2 separate regions of the Homo sapiens genome follow, and region 2 is linked to region 1. The links are chromatin loops, found by intact Hi-C in ENCODE. Cell type or tissue: CD4-positive, alpha-beta T cell. All regions are shown on one strand. Region 1 has its middle 5.6 kb from the start of PWRN1. Region 2 overlaps PWRN2 (Prader-Willi region non-protein coding RNA 2).

Region 1 (4,000 bases):
ATCTTATCCCCCAGTGTGCATATAAAGGAAAAAAATATTTATACAGAAAGCTTAGAGGCAGTCCCAGAACAGGGGTTAATCAGAAGTCAACATGGTGAATTAGCTTTCAAGATTGAGTTGTTTTTGCCTCCACTGCTAGCTAGAGGGTAAATGGAGTTGATCAGCTTATGTGAAAGTATAAGTCTATTTCTTCAATAATATACCATAATACAGAAGATGAGGCACCCCTGTTTCCATGTAGTCATTGGCAGTCAGGGAGAAAAATGCCATATTCCATTCCTCTTATGATACACATGTAACTGAGTGCAGGTCCAGCTGTTCTATGCATGCAAAAGCAATGACAAAGAGGACGTGCAGGGTCAAAGGAAAGTGACTTTATTTTTCAAATTCAGCAGTAGGGAAATGGCTGGATTACACCTCTATAGACCAGTTCAAAATTTTGGGCAGAGGGCAGGGGTTTAAAGAAAGGGAAGCGTGACGCATTACATGGGAGGCATGCAGGTGATGTGCAGATTCAGGGAGTCTGTGTCTTACTCGAGACAGACTGATACCATCTTGATAGTTCCAGGCTGTAGATATCCATCCTGAGGCAATCTTTAAGAGAGAGACAATTCCACAGCTGGGCCTTTATGTTTGGTTCATTTTAAATTAGCCTCTGGTATTTTTTGACAGGCATATAGTTAGATAAGTATGCATGGTGTGAGTTTAGCCAGCATACAGTTAGGTAAATGTGTATAAGGCATGGACGTGTACAGTGGGAAACCGAAGGGGGTGTGGTTCCAAAGTATATTTCATGGTTCTACTTGAAGACTAAAGCAATGGCTTCTGCAGTTTGCTTCAAGGTTACATCTTGAGACTGGGAAGAAAAAAAAGGAGAAAGAAAAAACTTAAATGTATTTTGAAGCTATATGACTCAATTACAATCCTTCACCATAAAAGACCATTCCATTTCCAAGGAAAGTGGCAACACAGTCCATCTAGCTTCTTCCTGCTGAAAAGGGGCACAGTTAGAGGGTATCAGATTGGAATCTGTTTACCTGGAGTTGGAAATATTCGTGGGTTCCCAGACTAATGTGAGAATGTGTTAGAGCATTATAGTGTGGGGAACCAAAAGTTTCTGGGAAAGTTTTTCCTGCATCTCCATACAGATCTTGAAAAGTGACAAAAACTACAGCAACCAAACAGAACAGGGAGCAGAATACCAATTATACTGTATATGAGAGTCTTCCATGGACCTGGAAGTCGACTAAACCATGATATTGTGGGATCCTGGGAGAGGACATTTATAGCAGAAATATGAGTATTCAGTGCATGCATAGCTTGGATTATATCGTGAGAATAATCTGGTGTATTTATGCACCATTCAGTCTTAATGCACAAGTGTCCCACTGGGCTGCAGTTAGGATATCTAAGGCCATGGGGTTCTATACAGCCACTTGTCTAATCTGCGAGTGTTTTCAGTGAGAAGGGTAATGTTGGGTTAGGTGTTATTACAGGCAGCAGCTCTATACTTAGGTTATCTACTTATAATTCTACATCTATGTTTGCTGTCTGGGAGGAAAAGACAGCTAGTGAGTAGAACCAACAGGGTGCCCATTTTTGATGGTGTTGTCTGTCCTTCACATTTTCCCAGTCGTCAGGGAGAGAGTCCAGATGGGACAGGATGTGTCCTGGTAGGTAAGGGCACCCCAGGTGTATCTGCCGGTCCAGCTGTAAGGTAAGTAAGACCAGCTATGACTGCCTCAGACCCATAGCTAACTCCAGGAGAAAGGATAGGCCCCACCATGTAGCTTGATACTATTTTGCCATCCTAGCCACATATGATTAGTCAGTTGATGGGTTTGGCCACATTACTAAGAGGTAACCATCCCTTAGCCTGGCTGCTAGTGTGGGGTGTGTTGCTCTTGTGTTTTTGGATGTGTAGAGGTGCATGACCCATTGCCTGAATTTGCACCATCATCAGCCATCCTATGTTGTCATGTACAGCATAGTCTATAGAGGGGGTGATATTAACCTGCTTATGAGCCAGATGGAAGATATGTTTCCAGGTTTCCCCAAAAGTGGAGCACTCATGGTGAGTGGTACTGTAGTCATAGATGGGAAATGGGTGAGAATTCTTACTCTTGTCCTACGTATAAACATAACTCCAAGTGCTCGAGGTGCTTGCTTGGATGTGCAATGGCAAGTCAGCAGAGGAGAAAGGGGTACCTCCCCCACAGACCCAGCAGTCTGTTTCGTTTTGGAGGAAAGCCCCTGTCTACACCCATGCAGGTAGTTTCAGCAAAGATCAAGTATATACTTACTACTCTAGAATTTATTGAGAACTTCATGTTGATAAAAGTGTATCGCTTAACTCTCCTCCTTTTTCTCTTATTAATAACTTCAGATCTTTCCTTGGCTCACATAACCAGGTAGACATCTGAGTGAAGCCCACCTTTCAGTCTTTGAAGGGACTCAGCCCTTTGTACTATATCCCCTTTTTAGGAGGGCTACATTCCATCTTGGGATTGTTTGTAGTGCACAAGATGCATCCGTGTGTAATTTTCTGAATGATATCTTGGAATTGTGGGCTACTGAGATGTGGTTGCACTAGGTTGGCGAGGACATCACTCCCATAGTACGTTCCTTCATGTAGATGTTTTGAGATTGGATAAACCAAGGCCTTGGGGTTTCATCATCCTGTGAGTGTCAGTTTTCCAGGGGGAGTTGGAATCCCTTTTCTCAAACCCCTGGCTTGGGCACGTTTGGGATCTTGTTCGGTGTAATGGGGTTTAAAACCTAGTAATTCCAAATGGAGTATTCATGTCCCAGACCTGTGCCTCCCGAGCAGCTCATTTTGCAGCTTTGCCAGCTGCCTGGTTACCTTTGGTTGTGAATTATCTCTGGTGGTGGGGCAGTGCATGATGCAGTGGCAGGCAAGTCAGTTGCCTCTACTAGGGCCAGAATTTCTTTTGGGTGTTTAATGTCCGTATTTTCTCATTTCAAGCAGCCTCCTCTATGTTTCCAAAACACCCGATGGGCGTGCATTACCAGGAATGCATGTATGGAATCAGAATCCCTTTTTCTGGGACAGTTCTAAAGACTCAAGTAAGAGCAATTAACTCAGCTCTTTGTGCAGAGGTAGCTGCCGGAAGGGTATGGACTTCTATTACCCTTTTGGTAGTCACGGTGGCACATCTGGCTCTGTGTACATCTTTCATTAAGCTGCTCCCATCAGTGTAGTTCAAGTCCAGAGCACTCATTGTCTAGTTTGACAGGTTCAGCATACTTGAATAAGCTGCATCAAGGATTTAGAGTCATGCTTTAACCCAGGATTGTGTTCGGTGGCTGAGAGCAGTGTGGCAGGGTTTAGAGCCATGGTGGTTTGTAGGGTGATATTTGGATCATGTAAGAGGATGGCCTGGTATCTGCCCACTCACCCCACAGTGAGCCAGTAGCCTCCTGTTTGTTCTAGCAGAGTCAGCACCTGATGGGGCACAAATACGGTAACTGGCTGTCCCAGAGTAAATTGTTCTACTTCCTGTAGGACTTCACAATGTGTGCTCTTGCCCAGAGGAAGGGGAGCCATCCCTTAATCTTTGGTGTAATTGTTTAGAGAAATAGGCCATGGATTGTGGGGCATCTCCCAGGATTTGGATTAGCACACCCAGACCTATGCTTTGTTTCTCTTGGATATAGAATTTGAACAGCTTTTGGGAATTTGGTATCCCAGTGTGGGGGCTGATATCAGCTTTTCTTTGATGGTATAAAATGTTTGTTGACCTTTAGATGGCCAGAGAAGGGCCTCTGAGTCTAGTCCATTTAGGGATTCATAAAGGGTTTTAGTCATTAGTCCAAACTTAGGAATCGAATCTGGCAGAAGCTAACCCTTTCTAGGAATCCCCGCGGTTGCCCCCGTTCTCTGGGGCTTTATGGCTGCTATTGCCTGCTTTTTGTTTTTTTTTTTTTTTTTTTTTTTTTTTTTTTACCAGACCAGGCTCCTTTGGCCTTGCTTTAACCT
Region 2 (4,000 bases), 390 kb before region 1:
TCCCATTTCCTGGGACAGTTCTAAAGACTCAGGTAAGAGCAATTAACTCAGCTCTTTGTGCGGAGGTAGCTGCAGGAAGGGTATGGACTACTATTACCCTTTTGGTAGTCACAGTGGCACATCCGGCTCTGTGCACATCTTTCATTAAGCTGCTCCCATCAGTGTAGTTCAAGTCCAGAGCACTCATTGTCTAGTTTGACAGGTTCAGCATGCTTGAATAAGCTGCATCAAGGATTTACAGTCATGCTTTAACCCAGGATTGTGTTCAGTGGCTGAGAGCAGTGTGGCAGGGTTTAGAGCCATGGTGGTTTGTAGGGTGATATTTGGATCATATAAGAGGATGGCCTGGTATCTGCCCACTCACCCCACAGTGAGCCAGTAGCCTCCCGTTTGTTCTAGCAGAGTCAGCACCTGATGGGGTACAAACAAGGTAACTGGCTGTCCCAGAGTAAATTGTTCTACTTCCTGTAGGACTTCACAGTGGGTGCTCTTGCCCAGAGGAAGGGGAGCCATCCCTTAATCTTTGGTGTAATTGTTTAGAGAAATAGGCCATGGATTGTGGGGCATCTCCCAGCATTTGCATTAGCACAACCCACACCTATGCTTTGTTTCTCTTGGATATAGAGTTTGAACAGCTTTTGGGAATTTGGTATCCCAGTGCAGGGGGTGATATCAGCTTTTCTTTGATGGTATAAAATGTTTGTTGACCTTTAGATGTCCAGAGAAGGGCCTCTGAGTCTAGTGAATCCTTTAAGGATTCATAAAGTGTTTTAGTCATTAGTCCAAACTTAGGAATCAAATCTGGCAGAAGCTAACCCTTTCTAAGAATCCCCATGGTTGCCCCCATTCTCTGGAGCTTTATGGCTGCTATTGCCTGTTTTTTGTTTTTTTTTTTTACCAGACCAGGCTCCTTTGGCCTTGCTTTAACCTAAAGCCAAGACAGGTTACTTTCTACTTACATATTTGGGGCTTCTTGGGAATACTTTGTATCCATATTGTACCAGGTGATTTAGAACTAAAATGACATCAGCTAAGCATTTCCTATAGTTGTGGCTGGCTATTAATTATCTATGTGTTGTAGCCAGGCTTCTTAATCTTGTTGTAGGTCTCCTAAGTCTTTTGCCAGTATTTCCCCAAAAATTGTTGGTGCATTTTTTAACACATTGAGACCCCACTGTCTAACAGTATTGAAAGGTTGTTTTAGTCTCTCGGTCCTGTCATTAAAAATAATAATGATAATTGTTGGGTCTTTTCTTCAATTGGAATGCAGAAGAAAACATCTTTCAGATCTAGCACTGAAAAGCATTCATAATGTCTATATATAGCAGTCAGTAGAGTATCTGGGTTAGGCACCACTGGGTGAATATCCAAGACTATTTTATTAACGGTTCTCAGGTCTTGGGCAAATTGATATTTGTAGAAGTGTAGCTTCCTTACAGGCACGATAGGGCTATTATATGGGGATCTGCAAGGATGAATCAGTCCACTTCTCAAATTTTTGAAAGACAGGCTGTATTCCTTCTAAGGCTTCCTTTCTTAATGTATACTGATTTTTTTATTCGCCTCCTCCCCGCCGCCCAGGTCACAGTAGCCCCTTCTATTTTTTCTATATGCACTCACTGTATATTTCTTGTTTTTCCTGGGATTCCTTCTGCCTATTCACAATTACGCACTCTCTCATAGACTTCTGAGGGAGAATTCTTGTTTCTTCTTAAGGCAAGTGAGTAACATCTTAGTTGCAGTGCTTGCTTTAGCAGGACCTGCAGCCATAGTTGTTTCTCTGGGGATAAATTACTTGAGTATTTAATTTGCATAATGGGTCTTTTCCCAGCAAGGGAATTGGGCATTCTTACATATAGAAATAGCAGTGCCTTAGGTCCAAACTTTCTAGTTTGCATTCTAAAGGTTGTAGGAAAGCCTTTTGTTGCATTATTCTTGCAACTCCTATCACAGGTACAATCATTTTGGTGCTTTTTGCTCATAAAGTGTTAAAACTGAATAGTTTGCCCAGTATCAACCAGGAAATCAATTAACTTTTTCCTCACTGTCAGTTGTACCCAGGGTTCCTGTGGGGAAATTTTAATTGTCTCTGAGTGATTAAGGAGAGTCCCCAGGCATCACTCTCTGTGGTCAGAGCAGTGACCCTGCTCCATGATTTGACTTTGAGCTTTTTCCTCATCATATTCCTCCTTTTTCTGGCCCCTTGGTCCTTTCTTTTGGGACAGTCATCCTTTCAGTGGCCTTTCTCCTTACACTAGGCACACTGGCTGTGTTCCAGAGGCTTGCCTCGATTTTTCTGATGCAGAGGCTTCCTTGTTCATTCCACGTTTATGGTTGAAACTTCTGTTTCTTTGTCTCTGGAGCGGGGAAGGGGTCATTCCTAGTGAGGCTTCCTGTTTTGGTACCCCTTTCCTGAGTCCAAACAGGAAGAATGTTTGTGAATATTCCAGATGGGCCATGTCCCCTTATCAATTGGAGCCCCAATTAGGGTTTGCATCCAGAATGGTCCCTTCAGGTTTGGGGTATTTGGATTTGTTTCATGGAGGCACCAAGACTCTGGACCTTCTTTGGTCTGCAGTCAGAAACATATTTAGGAGAGACTACACATCTGCTCAGGTACGCTGGTGGGTAGCACAGATAGACACATAGAGATCAGTCATTTTCTGGGGATCCATTGTATAAAGTGGGGTGGAGTTTTTCCATTTCACAAGTTAGATGTTGAAAATGGGCTGGATGTCCAGTAATGTCTGACAGGTTGCCCACTCTCATCCAAGCCACCCATGGCCATCCCTGTAAACGGTAATTCCTTTGCTCCGGCCATGGCAATTCCTTGCTAAATCATGTTCCCTGTCAAGCACTGGAGGGAGAGGCCGTCTCTGTTCTCTCATTATACTGAGGCGGCAGAGTAGCTCCCTCTTATTGGTCTGATGCCTCACTTGGTAGCATCAAGGCAATCCGGTCCAACGCAGAGGCCAGTGCTAAGGGCCCCGTATGGTGGTACTGCAGTGGGAGCTGTTGAGGTGGAGCAGAGGCCAGGTGCGTTCTGGCTGTGGTGGTTGGAGCTGCTAAAACAGCTTGGGTGTAGGACATTTAAAAGTCCTAATTCTTCTTCATTGCTTTCTGCCTGAGTTTGGCTCTCTGGCTTGTGAAGAGCCTTTTTTCCATTCTGTCCTTTGGTATAGCTAGCAGCTGGCATCTTCCCTCATGGTATGAATCCTGATTTTCGAAAAGCATGAAGGCTTGGACATATGGTAGTTTTTCCTAATTTTCCAGACCTCTGACAAAATGAGTCTAACTGCATTAAAGGCTAATATTGGTTGCGTCCATTCAGAGGTCAAAATTTATAACCTAACTTGTCCACAGTCCAAACAGCACTGCAATAATAGACCATTTTTCTGTTAGTCATGGGCTGATAGCTATAGGCTCTACAGTTAGCTAGGGTATGCCCCAGGGGCCTCCCAGAGGTGATAGAGACCTTGTTTCCCCTCCTGACGTGGTTTCTATGTCCATACTGCTCATCCCTGTGAAACAGTGATGACAACTTTTATTTGTTGTCTCTCTTCTGTTCTGCACTGCTCATATCCTTCAACCAGACCTCTATGGGTTGGAAAGACGTTTCTAGCTTCATATAAGCAGTGCAATTAATACCACTCATGGTCCTAAAAGGAAGACTTGTGGAAATCTCACCACACAGCTGGGACAGCCAAAGAGACCAGAGAATAAACTAGTTGGGCAGGCTAGTGATTAGCACCAGCTAGCACAGCACTCCCCCACCACCACCCTGCCCCCGCTCCACCCCCTGCCCCGGCCCACCAGCACATCAACTTCATCCCAAGTCCATGTTCTGCTGTCCTTAGTACCCTAGTAGATGGTAACCGAATGGCAACAAATTAAATGGTAAATTAGGCAGATAAAAAGGGCAGAGGGGTTGGAGTCAGGACTGCCTAAATACTTATCCCATATGCTGTTAAGCTTTTTTTCACATAAACAACATTAAGCA

The links. Peaks named below come from ENCODE experiments on the same cell type or tissue, not always from the same donor. Only the 100,000 strongest peaks of a DNase experiment are listed, where the experiment ranks them.
Region 2: a loop joins it to region 1, with 25 times the contacts of the local background. A loop is called at or near these places in 3 of 110 quality-filtered maps.

The regions. Positions count from the first base shown.
Region 1 is chr15:24,550,594-24,554,593 of GRCh38, forward strand. No RefSeq gene overlaps it. Among named protein-coding and RNA genes, the nearest start is that of PWRN1, 5.6 kb to the right of the region's middle. In CD4-positive, alpha-beta T cell, no CTCF peak of the experiment used is centred here; no DNase peak of the experiment used is centred here.
Region 2 is chr15:24,165,522-24,169,521 of GRCh38, forward strand. PWRN2 (Prader-Willi region non-protein coding RNA 2) reads right to left here. Exons shown (of 2, transcript NR_152824.1): 2 at 1-3,374. All of the region lies in intron 2 of LOC105370732 (a long non-coding RNA gene), which reads right to left. It also overlaps a transcript of LOC105370733 not described here. Among named protein-coding and RNA genes, the nearest start is that of PWRN2, 2.4 kb to the right of the region's middle. In CD4-positive, alpha-beta T cell, no CTCF peak of the experiment used is centred here; no DNase peak of the experiment used is centred here.